Regions from separate parts of the Mus musculus genome. Here region 1 is linked to region 2. Evidence: chromatin loops called from intact Hi-C (ENCODE). Cell type or tissue: heart. All regions are shown on one strand. Links, peaks and the distances in the headings refer to the core of each region. The heading gives the core; the rest is flanking DNA. Region 1 has its middle 46 kb from the start of E330032C10Rik. Region 2 overlaps Lclat1 (lysocardiolipin acyltransferase 1).

Region 1 (2,912 bases), core at 245-2,744, 56 kb before region 2:
CATCATCTCCTGCCCACCCTGGAGCTGGTGTGCTCTTCCCTCCCTTGCCTCTCGAACCTGCACTGTTGTGGGAGCTATGAATGTGAGTCTTTTGGACCACATTTGGATTGCATGGAGGACTGCAGGGCTATGGTCTTGCCCTCAGTGTCTGTTCACCGCTGATCCATCTCCAGTCTCTGCAAAGAGGTCAACATGAAGCCAGGGCAGGCGTGGATGCTTCCTGGACAACAAATCTTAGTTTTGCTCATGTCTTCCTCTCTGGCCTCACCTGTCTTTCCTGGGAGATGCCCTTAGCCCAGATCCTGTAGAGCAGAGGTTCTCAGCCTTCCTAGAGCTGAGACCCTTTAATACAGTTAGGTCGTGGTGACCACCAGTCATAACATTATTTTTGATGCCAATTCACAATTGTAATTTTGCTACTATGAAGCATGATGTAAATATCATGTTTTCCCTGGTCTTAGGTGACCAACCCTGTGAAAGGGTCACTCACAGGGGTAGTGACCCACTGGTTGGGAATCACTGTTGTAGAGGGATCCAGAGATTCTTCAGGGGAGCCATAACATAGAGGGACAAGTGTTGGCTTTTTGGTTTAGCTATGTTATTGGCTTCTTATGCCTGGAACCCCTATTCCACCCTAATCCCTTCCAACCCCCAACACTAGGACGGAGAGAACGAAGGTTAGAAAGGAAAGGGGACATAGAGCTCTTTAGACTACCTCCTGCTGATTAGGGGCATCAGGTTCCTAGAGACAAATCCAATCTTCATCGGCAGAATATCCAGGAAGCCAGCAATCCAGCAAATGCAACAGGAGGAATGAGCAGCAGCTGGGGTGGGGGGCGGGGGGGGCGGGGGTGCGGGGGGGGGGGAGCAACGGGACCAGCGTGGGGGGGGGGTGAGGAGCAGCGGGACCTGCGGGGGGTGGGGCACAGCAGCAGCGGGACCAGCGCGGGGCGGGGGGTGGGGGGGAGCCAGAAAGGGAGCAACAGCCGGACCAGGGGGTGGCAGCGGGACCAGCAGGGGGAAGGGGCAGCGGGACCATCAGGGGAGGGGGAGGCAGCAGCAGCCGGACCATCAAGGGGCAAAGGGGGCAGAAGCTGCCTCAGGCCCTGTTAGTGCCCTCCCGTTATACCCACTCCAGAATCCCCATAATTAAACTCTCTGCAGCTAACACACACACACACACACACAGCATGAGACAATCCTAATTAACTGCTGTGGACAAACTGAAGCAGCCCCACATCCCACACCTGAGATTAAAACAAAAACATATCCCCACAACATAACTGTCATTTAAAACAACCCAAACTTCTCACTACAGCTAAGCGGTGAACTTTGGTTCGAAGCGTAGCTCTAGCTCTGTCTTTTATTGGCCGTGTGGTCCTAGGAAGGCATTGAACAATCCTGGATTTTGTCGTGCTTAATCTCAGGAGAGGAGGAGGTAACTCTCCATCTGGCTGGGTCATAAAGACCAAGTGACAGAGGTGATGTGGCTTTATCTAGTGAGGTTCTGAATCTAATCATTAGGTGGGGTGAATCATGGCAAGTTTCAGGTCTGTGCCTAGATAATTATGCTACACCTAGGAGTGTGATCAATATCTTTAATTTTCTTCATCTTCGGTTATTTATATTTCCTTCTCCATGACCTCCAGATGGCAGCATGGGCCACGGAAACAGAGCATCTCTTGTCAGGCTGTTGCTTCCCAGGATGCAGATGCTGATGGAGCCAGAGCAACAGTAACCACAAGGCCGCTGGCTGGGTTCTTACTGTGCTGGGGGTATAGGAAGCACTTCTCACAAACAGAAGTTCAAGTGCTTTGGCTTTATGAAGAATGAAAAGGGTCACTGATGGAAGGAGCTGCTGACCGGGAGAACCAGAAACCAAGCAAGTCCAGTCTTCAAGGATGCCTGCCAGGCTACTTTTCCCCCACCATGCTGGTCTTCTCTGTGAATGTAGTATCCTCCTTCACCAATGAGGAGAATAAGACAGAAGGACAGAATGGAACAGCTTAGAGACCAGGCTCCTGGAAATGTCCCATCATTCAAGACACTCACCTGTGAGATGCTTGGTGCAGGAACCATAGGAAAGCTGAACCCCTGAATCCCCAAGAGAATCTCTTCCATTCTCAAAGCAATCTTTGCCAAAAGCCAAAGTGGATTGTGGGAAATTCCCTCCAACCCTCTGCTGACCATCCTCTTTTACTGAACCCTTTAGCCACAGCATTTGAAACTCAACCTCTAATCCCTTCATCCTAAATATTCCTGGGCAATCTCTGAGCCAGCCACGTGTACAAACATGTGCCTTATTGGAGGAAGTGTGCTACTGAACGTAGACTTTGAGGTTTCAAGCCAGGACCAGTGTCTCTTCTTGCGGCCTTGGGATCTGGCTTTAGAAGTCTCGGGTACTTTTCTAGCACCATGTCTGCCTGCAGGCCACCATGCTTCTTGCCACAATGAAAATGGACAAACCCTCTGAAACTGTAAGCAAGTCCCAATTCAGTGTTTCCTAGATAAGAGTTGCTTTGGACATGGTGTCTCTTCACAGCAACACACCACTAAAAACTCTGTGTCTAACCTGAAGCATCCACAACTGTTTGCATCCCTTGAGGACTGCCACCAACCTCTTACCTTTCCACCTTGGGAAGTGTGGAACCTTGAAGGACCAAGCTCCTGAAAAGCTGAAAGACACAGTGGCATGGGCAATTTCTAGGCAGTTTCTGGATGTTCTATGCCCATCACTGATTTGAATATACAGGGGTCCTGTTAGACCAAACCAGCAGTTGCAATATGGTCCTTGAATAGAAGAGATAATCAAAGTGCAGCTACCACTGGGCTTGGAGCACAATGCCTTGGGAGATGTGAGGGGACAGGACTAGAGAGGCAGCCACTGAGCCTGGACCACCTGCATCCCCACC
Region 2 (2,912 bases), core at 166-2,665:
GTGACGAGGAGAGACTTTATCTAAGAACACGGTATACAATTCTTAGAACAGGAAAAAGAAAGGGACCCACAACTAAGGCACTGAAAGCACATTATTGTATATAAAGAAATGTAAACAGTTTAACACCGACAGGATCCCTCTGCTAGTCCTTATTGTGACTGTTCCAGAGCTTCTTTGTTGGGCTTGAGAGCCGGTGAAATGGAACCAATCTGCAGAATTCAGACTTATACCAACATAGGGTCTGCGTGTGGCGTGGTCACCATTAGAACACGAGTGGAAGGCGCTGCTTCCTTCTCGGGTTTGTTCTGTGGGCGTGCAGAGGCAGGATTTTAGGGAGAGTCTTAAGTGAGAAGCTCTCGCAGATAGATATGTTTCTACTTCATTTTCAGTCTCTCCCGCCATGTTGCTTGACTAAAGTTTAGGATTCCCTGGGTTTGTTTCATCAAAGACACACAATGTGGGAACTCATCACCCAGCCTCTATATCGGTTCATATTTTAGGGTGAAATGGTTCACATTATAAATAACCCACAACTACTATATGTAAAATCTCTTCCAATGGGATCAACTAGCCAACTAGTGCTGCGAGCACTTCAGCTCACCTGCACAGGGAGCAGGGAAAGAGTCTGCTGGAGCACGGCTGAGCTGCTGAGCCCTGGCTGAGCTGCTGAGCCCTGGCTGAAGGTGTGGCAGGGGCATTCCTTAGGCTGACAACCATCAAGGCCACATCTGCTTAGGCCTGATGCTCAAGTATTGACTTAAAGCAGTTCCAAGCTCAAAAGCATTAGGTGTATATGCATTTTTTTAAATTAAATAAACAGTTTTAATACAGTTAAACGTGTAGGTAAGAACAAATAATTATAATTTAAAAACACGTTTATTTTTATTTTCCCCCTCCGGAGAAATTCCTCTTAAAGCAAGTAGAGTGTCCACATTCTCTAGTTTTAGTGCTGTATTAGGAATTTGGGGTAGGTAAAGTAAAATTAAGGTATTCTCTACCTTAATGTTTTCTATGATCAGAAGAGGGCGAAGGGAAGAACAAGAGACAGAGAGCCTGTGGGTGCCCAATGAGATGGACAGCACTGTTAACCGAGCCCAACTACTGTGGGCAAAGATGACAGCATTTCTCTTTTTCCTGGGCAACAAATTGCTAGCTATTTCCACATTTAAATGTGATCCATCAGAGAAACTTAAAATTGGAAGCCTTTCTCATTAAGGGAAAGAAAAAAGGGTGGGGGGAGGGTTGTGTGTGTGTAACCTTAAAAACTAGGGAGTCAAACAGCTGTGTTGAGGGCAGGTGTGCACAGCTACTAATTAGTAAGTTCCCAGCAGGATTAAAGTGAGTTTTGATGGAGCAGTTAAACATGGGCTGGCTTGTTTCTCCAGAGGCACCAGTTAGCACTCTCCCACTAACAAATGCACAAACATCAAAAAGCCAGACTTAACCACGCTATGCTGATGGTGTCCTGTCCCCAACGGGGCTTTCTCAGTGTGCTTGGCAAGATGAGGAAGTCCTTACCAGGTACAGATGCGCACTGCCATCTTAGGAAAGGCAGATTTCTGTCTGAGCACACAGGGCAGTTAAGAGCTGCTGAGACTGTTGGATACTGGGGTGGGGTGGGGTGGGGAAGCTTCTATGTGCCTCTGTCCCTGCCCCAATCACATGACACAGATGGGAGCATGCAGCTCAGTGGAGTGGAAACAGTGGCCACAAGGATTCTCTTACCCAGGACACTGCGTGCTCGCTATTGGTTTGCTATGTTGTCACTGCTTCCAAATGATAGGAATATTTGGCAGACAGTAGGTCAGTGTGTGTTTAAATGTCACTGTTGAGAGATGACTAAAAAGAGAGAGTGTGTCCTTGCTATCACTGAAAGAGCTCATTCTGAGTTAGCAGTTTTTGTTTTAAGAGTAAAGTTATCAAGGTTTGGGGGCTTTAGCTACACCATCCTGTCTGCAGGCATGTTTGTTGTAGCTCTAATGGCAGAAGGCAGACACCCTGCATGCATAGGACAGACACCTGCCTTCCAGTTTCTGTCTGAACTACAGATGTTTTTCTAATGCATCTTTACATGAACCAGTCCACGCTACAGATGACGCTCCCTGGTGACCATCAGGAAGGCAGGACTGAGTGTGAGTGAAAAGCAAGCTGCACCAGTTTCTGTCTTTTAAAAGCCAAATGGAGAGCCTGACGGTGCTCCCTGAGCTGAGTGCAGATGTGATTTCCAGGCGAGGAAAGGGGGTCTTTTCCTGCCTCACTCAGCACAAGAGACTATCAGTGATGGAGGGCTCCCTGCCAATGGGGCTCAGCTTAGGACAAGGCAAGTCCACCTTTGCGTTTGATTGGTGTAAAAGAATTAAAGAATGGACTGTGTCCTGCGGGGGAGGCAGACTACTACCTGCTTAGATACACTGGGGCTGGTGTTCATGGTGCCAAGGCTACCTCTGAGCCAAAAGTCTGTCAGAAACAGGTTGGTCCTTTCAGAAAAGCTTGCATTTTGTCTTGACAGCTTAGTGATTGTTTGTAATACTCTGACCCTAGTAATTCACAGCGATTGACCCCTGCTACATACTCAGCATTGGAATTACATTCAGAGATTTTAAAGAAACCATAGCAATATTTCCCCCATAAAATTAAGTGCAAAATACCTTTAACAAAAAATGATGATAGTAAGAAACATTTGACATAGTCATGCAAAACTCGTCTCAGTTTACAAAGACTGACATTCCCGTGACAACCCTAGGTTTTCACATGAACGCCGCCATCTTACTCATTTTTCTTTGAATTTAAATGTGGGTGCTTGTGTAAAAAACGGTAACATGCAAGTTCAATGATTTCCAGTCCACCAAATATTCTCTCCTGCAGCACGAAGAACACAATGCTGATTATAAAATACCACCGAACAGGGCTGT

What was found. A loop is a pair of places that touch in the nucleus more often than their neighbours do. Peaks named below come from ENCODE experiments on the same cell type or tissue, not always from the same donor. Only the 100,000 strongest peaks of a DNase experiment are listed, where the experiment ranks them.
Region 1: it touches region 2 in a loop (2.1-fold over the local background); 3 of 42 quality-filtered maps call a loop at or near these places.

What each region holds. Positions count from the first base shown.
Region 1 is chr17:73,295,854-73,298,765 of GRCm38, reverse strand. No RefSeq gene overlaps it. Among named protein-coding and RNA genes, the nearest start is that of E330032C10Rik, 46 kb to the right of the region's middle. In heart, for the core only: a CTCF peak has its summit at 1,649 (motif pointing right); no DNase peak of the experiment used is centred there; H3K4me3 peaks cover 311 bases; H3K27ac peaks cover 296 bases.
Region 2 is chr17:73,240,075-73,242,986 of GRCm38, reverse strand. Lclat1 (lysocardiolipin acyltransferase 1) reads right to left here. Exons shown (of 6, transcript NM_001177967.1): 6 at 1-2,912. The coding sequence ends at 2,767. Among named protein-coding and RNA genes, the nearest start is that of E330032C10Rik, 9.5 kb to the left of the region's middle. In heart, for the core only: no CTCF peak of the experiment used is centred there; a DNase peak (open chromatin) is centred at 1,706.